2 separate regions of the Homo sapiens genome follow, and region 1 is linked to region 2. The links are chromatin loops, found by intact Hi-C in ENCODE. Cell type or tissue: PC-3. All regions are shown on one strand.

Region 1 (4,000 bases), 54 kb before region 2:
AAAACAGATGAGAGGTAGCCAGAGAAATAAACAAGAGTCTCCCAGGATGCATCCAAAAGAAACAGCTGTTCAAATGTAAAAGACAAAATCCTAAACCTTTTGCCTTTGACAGGATTTAAGTGAAAATGAACATCATCAACAAAAGACTGAGCCTACATAAAACAGAAGTAAAGAAATGCTTACAAAATCACAATCAGTTTGGTTCTTACAAAATTCTTTAGCTTGCTGTAATAGTGCTGAATTAATACTTAGATAAAATGTGGGTTCCAGCCATGTGAATTTGCCAAACAGAATGTAAAACTTAGGGTGAGAAGTCTGAAAAATAATTGTACTTAACCATCACTCTTGCAGCAACATTTAAAAACTAACCACAGAAATGTCAAAAGAAAATAAATGGAATTCTTTTCGGCTACAGGCAATACAAAGAGAAGTATAATCAAACATATAAAAGCTGCTTTAGGCACATTTCAAGGTAAGTTACAGGACTGCATAAAAGATTAAACACCTAGGCCAGGCACGGTGGCTCACACCTGTAATCCTAGCACTCTGTGAGGCCAAGGCAGGTGGGTTGCTTGAACTCAGGAGTTCGAGACCAGCCTGAGCAACATGAGGAAACCCAGTTTCTACAAAGAAATACAAAAAGTCAGTTAGTCCCAGCTACTCTCAGGAGGCTAAGGCAGGAGGATAGCTTGAGCCTGGGAGGTGGAGACTGCAGTGAGCAGAAAACACACTGCACTCCAGTTTGGGTGACAGAGTGAAACCTTGGCGCAAAAAAAAAAAAAGGAAGGATGGAAAGAAAGAGAGAGAGAGAGAGATGAAACACCTATTAGAAAAACATTTGGTCAAGGTTGCTTTATAAATATGGTTGCAACTAATTTTTTAAATAAAAACAAAAAATGACCAAAAGAGCTGAACACTCTTCCAATCAAGTATCACATTAAAATAAATCTCAACAATTAGAAAAGCCTACCATGATTCTTTGGAAGCTGCATTCATGGTACATGGGGACTTGGTGTGGGTTTGGACACCTGCAGTACTGACTGCACTGAGTTGGTCCCCTTGGTGACAAATCCTCCATTTGGTTTTTTTAAGTTGATAATATGTGTAAGTTCTTAAAAATCTACTTTTTTTTAAAAGTGTCAACAAATATTGTCATTAAACACTTTACAAATAACATGACTTTGCAAATGTCATTAAAAGTTACAAAGGCCTATAAAATATTCATATTTATATTTGTGATATGCTAAAGAATCCTGGTAAGCTCAAATACTGCCTTAGATGGACATGATGTGTTTCAAAGTGGGGGCCATGGGGAGTGTAAAAACTATACATTTTGCTTTTTTTAAATTAAATTCCATACTCATCTATTTCAACAATGAAATGTGATGTTTTCTTAAAGCAAATTTTCACAGCTTCCTCTACTTTATCATGGTTAACAAGTGTGCATCAAACTCAGAATTTATATTCTTCACAAAAGGTAACAAAAAGAAAAAAAAGCATATGTAGTAAGGAAAAATCACTATTAAACTTCATTCGTTTTTTTTTTTGTTTTTTTTTTTCCTTTGAGACAGGGTCTCACTCTGCCACCCAGGCTGGAGTGTAATGGTGTGATCCCAGCTCACTGCAGCCTTAACATCCCAGTCTCAAGCGATCCTCTCACCTCAGCCTCCCAAGTAGCTGGGACTACAAGTGTGTGCCATCACACCTAGCTAGTATTTTTTACATCTTTTGTAGAGACAGGGTCTCAGAAGGGCACCATGGCTCAAGCCTATAATCCCACTACTTTGTGAGGCTGAGGCTGGAGGACTGTATGAGGCCAGGATTTAGAAACAAAACCTGCCTTGGCAACAAAGCAAGTCCCATCTCTGCAAAAAATTAAAAAATTAGTCAGCCATCATGGAGCTCGCATACAGTCCCAGCTACCTGAAGAACTGCTTGAGTCCAGGGGGTCAAGGCTGCAGTGAGCTATGATCACACTGCTGCACTCCAGCCTGGGTGACAGAGTGAGGTCCTGTCTCTAAAAATAAAAAATAAATAAAAAAACAGCTTACAAAGGCTGGAGCAGTCAGTCAATGAACAATTATGAGACAACACAGAGAAATTCTCCTTAGTAAATAAAACAAGATTCCCGGAAGCTGGATAAAGCAAAAATGGGTGTTGGGACCATTCATCATTTGAAACTCATCCTTTACTAATGATGAAAATTGTGGTGTAACAATAAGCATCACGATCAAGCAATACTCCTCAGTGAAGAACTCTGCTTAGTATTTCCAGAGACAATAAAGTATCTAACCAGTGGATCATATACCATCACCATCTCAGCTACTATATATTATATGCTATAGAAGGAGTTCCTCTCCCAGAAAAAAACAGAGAGCCAAATGAAATCCAGAAACAGCAGGCAGATAACACCTATTACCTCACTTCTTTGGCATCATTTTGAGCATGTCTTCTCACTTAATTACTGTGAATATAGCTCCAAAAGCCTGGAAGTCTAGACAATGATGCCAAGAGAAAAAAGACCTAGATTTTGATCCTAGTTAATCAGCGCCAGTTTGGTCTGTTTTGTAATTGCTACTTCGTGAAAATTAACTAAGTTAAAGCAAATGTGCATCACCAATTAAGCAATAAGTAGGAGTCTCTTTTGTTTTTACTTATCTTGAGAAGTAATTTTAAATAATTCAAACTTCTCTTAAAAAAAAAAACAGAATGAAACAAGGCAAAGTTTGGGTAATTTTAAATCTAAAATAGTTTTATAATTTTCCATAACAACAACTGGCTACTTTCAAGTTAGTGTCCAAAACCCACGGAAGTCTTAAAGAAAATTCTGATCTCATCTAACAAAAGCTGCTCATTCACAAAGAAGAAAACTGGGCATTAATAGGAACTTCCATAGGTTAAATTATAAAACAGTGGTAGGAGGGTTGGAACTCTAAATTAGAGAGTCTCTTCTCCTGACTCCCTAGAGTGCACTTCCCCAGGGAGATTTACTTTGCAATCTGCCACCAAAAGGTACTTTTAAATTCCAAACTATTTACTCTTCCCAGAGAACAGACATGCTGGGTTTCAAGATTGTTCAAAAGTGTTGCCATTTCAGGGAAACTGAAAAGAATCTATGCCTATAAAGACTCTGTCTCACCAATTTACCATTGTCTGAAATGTCATAGTCTAAAGTCTTTGACTAATTAAACAAAATCTCCAGAGAGGACGAAGCTAGAAAGAACTACAGCTCATGTAAAAAAGGGAAATGCACATTACGCCTTAAAACTTGGCACATACACAGGTGTGGTGAAGCACCTGTGGATGTGTAAAATCCTGTCTTAACAAAGAAGCAGGTAATGAGATTGCAGAGGACATTGGAAACAATATTCTTCATTTTCCCTCTTTCACGTTTCAAAGTTATGAAGTTCACTTTTCTTCAGCTTAGCTTCTTTCACTTAGACCTTAGTAGATTGAGGGTCAAACATTGAGTCACAGACATAGGTAGTTACTTTGGACAAAAAGATTTAATTCACAGAAGAAGGGGAGACTGTCACATCAAAAAGGACATGTAGCTAAAAAATAGTTTCTTTGATCTTATCCTCAGTTGACTGAATCTGTTTTGTATAGAAGAATAAAACAAATTACCGCCAACAGAAAATAACCAAGCCTAATATCCTACTTTTATCCGAACATCAGAAAAGACATGGAAGACATTTCAAACTCTTGGAGATAGCTTCTAAGTTTCACACTAAATCTCGACAGGTAGCCAAATAAAAGAATTAGCAGGCAAGGATACATGCACACACACACATACATATATATAAATCTTGAGGAGAACCAAGTCTGGCAGGAATACAAATAATAAATGCACTTACTAAATTTAGGAAATCCTGTTCTGAGGCAGGAATTTACACAACCATCATAACAACGCTCTTACAGGGCAGTAGAATTCTAATTTCCCCCTATATGACAGATGAAGAAACGAAGTTCCAGAGATATTAAATAATTTATCCAATAT
Region 2 (4,000 bases):
TAAATATTGTGTTATGTATACTTTACCACAAAAAATAAACTTTTAAAATAAATAGATAAAAGAACCATGACTATGGAATAGTCAGAGGAGATTCTTCTAAGTTTGGCTTTACTATTCTGTACAAATAGTGTGCAGATTCTATCAAGGATACACGATCTTTCCAATTTTGTATTTCCTTTCTGGAGTAAAAGGAGTGAGACTCTTTTCATCGAAAAAAGGTGCTGTGTGCTAAGATGATGCAGCTAATGATCAGACTTGTACACAATGCAACCACTTTCAGTAGGTATCCCTAGGAAAAAGGACACGCAGTCATCCACAGCATCTTCAACTTGACATATCCTCTACCTCAGTATCTCAAACTGTTGTTCACAATCCAGATAGGAAGAAAGGAGTAACTCATGAATTTGAGGTATTGCTATATGTCACCTCAGGTAAAATAAAATGTCTGTTTTTTATGATAGGAAAAATGAAGTTTTTAACTTTGAAAAACCAAAAGGAAGGGGGCATTAGACAAAACATTCCAACCTTAAAATTAACACTTGAAAACCAAAATAGTGTGGTACTGGCAAAAGGACATAAAAACAAATCAATGAACAGAATATTCAACCTGTAAGAAGGCCCACACAAATGTAGTGAATCGATTTTTCACAAAGGTGCAAAGGCAATTAAGTGGAGAAATAGTCTTTTCAACAAATGGTGCTGAAACAACTGAAAAACCATATGCAAACCAATGACACTCTCTACCAACACCTCACCCTTTGTACAAAAATTAATTCAAAATGTGTGGATCTAGTGTAAAACAGAAAACTATGAATCTTTTAGAAGAAACAATAAGAGGAAACAACTGTTATCTTGGATTAGGCCAAGAGTTCCTAGATAACACATCAAAAGCATGATGTATTTAAAAAAAAAAATTGATATGACCAGGCACAGTGGCTCATGCCTGTAATCAAAGCACTTTGGGAGGACGAGGTGGGAGGATCACTTGAGTCCAGGAATTTGAGACCAGCTTGGGCAACATAGCAAGCAAGGCCTTGTCTCTACAAAATATTTTTTAAAAAGAAGAAAATTGATAAACTGAACATCATCAAAACTACAAACATTTCCACTGTGAAAGACATTGTTATAAGAACAAAGAGACAGGATACAGACTGTGGTAAATACTTTTAAAACTTACGTAAATAAGATAAAGGATTTGTATCTAGGATACATGAAGAAACTAGGCTGGGCCCAATGGGTCATGCCCATAATCCCAACACTTTAGGAGGCTGAGGTGGGTGAACTGCTTGAGTCCAGGAGTTCAGGACTAGCCTGGGCAAGATGGTGAAACTGCATCTCTACTAAAAACACAAAAAATTAGGCAGGCATGTTAGAGCCTGTAATCCCAACAACTTGGGAGGTTGAGGTGGGAGAATCACCTGAGCTCAGGAGGTGGAGACTGCAGTGAGCAGAGATCACGCCACAGTACTCCAGCCTGGGCAACCAGAGCGAGGCCCTGTCTCGAAAAAAAAAAAAAAAAAAAAAAAGAAGAAGAAGAAGAAGAAGAAAGAAACTAAACACTCAATAACAAGACAACAAACAACCTAATATTTTTCAAATGGGCAAAAGTTTGCTGTGGTTGCTGTTTTGAGAGACAGGGTCTTGCTCTGTTGCCCCACACTGGAGTGCAGTTGCAGGATCATGGCTCACTGCAGCCTTGATCTCCCAGGCTTAAGCAACCTTCCCAGCTCAACCTGTAACTGGTATGTGCCACCATGCCCAGCTAATTTTTTCATTTTTTGTAAAGATGAAGTCTCGCTATGTTGCCCAGGCTGGTCCCAAACTCCTGAGTTCAAGCAATGCTCCTGCCTTAGCCTTCCAAAGTGCTGGGATTATAGGCACGACCCACTGTGCCTAGCCTCAAATGGGGAAAAGTTTTAAATGAATGACACCTAATCAAAGAAAATATACACGTCACAAATAAAGACACAAAAGGCTCTTTACTTCCTTAATGAAACATCATTAATGAATGCAAATTAAAACCAAAACGAGATATCACTATACCTGTTACACTAACTGAAACCATAAAAAAATGACAATAATGAGTGCTGATAAGGATGAGGAGCAACTGGAAATCTCACACGTTGGTAGAGTGCAAAATGGTATAGTCACTTTGGAAAGCAGTTTGGCAGTTTCTTATAAAATTAAACATACACTAACCATATGACTCAGCAGTCCCACTCATAGGTATTACCCAACATAAATGACAACTTAAATTTACACAAAACCCTGAACACAAATGCTTGCAGCAGTTTCATTCATAATGGCCAAAAACACTAGAAATGAGTCAAATATCTTCAACTGGCCAATAGACAAACTATGGTACATCCATATAATGGAATACTAGTAGGCATTTAAAAGGAATTAACTATTAATAAACACAAAGACATGAATGAATCTCAAATGCTAATTATTTTAAGTAAAAGAAGCTAGACTCACTGCACTCCTGCCTGGGCAACAGAGTGAGACCCTGTCCCTGAGGGAGTGCTAGACTCAAAAAGACTGTAAGTCCATTTATATAATATACTAGTTAAGACAAAAATGTAGAAATGGAAAGCAGATCAGTGCTTGCCAGGGCCTAGAGGTTGGGGGCAGAGTTTATCCACAAAGGGACATCATTGAAGGAATATAACAGGGTAAATGGAAGTTTTCTGTGTCTTCTACACAGTAGGTTACAAAAACCATTCATTTTTCAGAACTTAGAAACTATATATCCAAAATAAATGAATAGTCAGTTCCTCAAAAGGTTAAGCAATAGAGTCACCATATGGTTCAGTAATTTCACTCCTAGGCACGTATTCAACAGAAAAATAAAAAGCATGTCCATGTAAAACTTGTACACAAATGTTCACATCAGCATTATATATAATAGCAAAAAAGTGGAGATAAATGTCCATCAACTGTTAGATGGACAAATTGTGGCATATCAATACAATGGAATTTTATTTGGCAATAAAAAGAAAGTGGTGATACATGTACATTACGGATAAACCTTGAAAACATTATGGTAAGTTAAAGAAGCCAATCACCAAAGACTGTATATCATGTGATTCTGCTTATATGAAATGTCCAGAATAGGTAAATCCATAGAGGCAGAAAGTAGATTAGTGGTTGCCTAAGCTGAAGGGAGAGGTGGGAGGAAGGAGGGTGACTGCTAAAGGATCCTGGGTTTCTTTTTGAGATAAACCAAACATTCTAAAACTGTGGTGATGGATGCACAACTCTGGATATTAAGTATAATTTAATACAGTTAACTGTACATTTGTACATTTTAATTGGCTGAATTTTATGGTGTGTGAATTATATCTCAATAATGCTGTTACCAAAAAAAGTAAATATTATTGCATGTAATTTAAAAATAATATTAGAACTCCATGGTGAGACAAGCATCTTATCTGTTCTACCACTCTCACCCCAGGATCCAGAATATTGCAGAAAGAAGTCATAAACTCAAAATGTTTCATCATCATGATCCGGTTCAATAGACTTAAAAAAAGTATGGCTTGCCAAGCACAGTTTCACGTGCCTATAGTCCCAACTACTCAGGAGTCTGAGGCAGAAGGATCCCTTGAGCCCATGAAGTTCAAGGCTGAAATGCACTATGATTATGCCAGGCTGCTCTCCAGGCAGATCCCATCTCTTACAAAAAAAAAGAAGTAGTATGGCTTATCCTGCGAATCTACACAAACAAAGAGAATTGTTATGCAACAGTAACAGTAAAACAGGCACCACACAGGAAAACAGCTGGGCTTGGGCGGCAAACTACGTTCTTTTTCAATGACAGGAAAAAAGCAATATAGGATCATCCACACTCCTCAAATCTTGCTTAATGACTTCACAAGATGGAAACCACCCAACCTGCTTTTTGACACTACTCCTGACAAACTTCTCTCTTCACTAGTATCAAGAAAAGATCCTTCTCCACAGCCAATAAACCCAAGTCAAAGCACGCTTATACTAA

Evidence for each region. Hi-C counts contacts between places; a loop is a spot of excess contacts. Peaks named below come from ENCODE experiments on the same cell type or tissue, not always from the same donor. Only the 100,000 strongest peaks of a DNase experiment are listed, where the experiment ranks them.
Region 1: a loop joins it to region 2, with 1.9 times the contacts of the local background. A loop is called at or near these places in 1 of 110 quality-filtered maps.

The regions. Positions count from the first base shown.
Region 1 is chr1:21,043,102-21,047,101 of GRCh38, forward strand. All of the region lies in intron 4 of EIF4G3 (eukaryotic translation initiation factor 4 gamma 3), which reads right to left. Among named protein-coding and RNA genes, the nearest start is that of MIR1256, 57 kb to the left of the region's middle. In PC-3, no CTCF peak of the experiment used is centred here; no DNase peak of the experiment used is centred here.
Region 2 is chr1:21,097,038-21,101,037 of GRCh38, forward strand. All of the region lies in intron 2 of EIF4G3 (eukaryotic translation initiation factor 4 gamma 3), which reads right to left. Among named protein-coding and RNA genes, the nearest start is that of EIF4G3, 78 kb to the right of the region's middle. In PC-3, no CTCF peak of the experiment used is centred here; a DNase peak (open chromatin) is centred at 2,234; H3K27ac peaks cover 949 bases.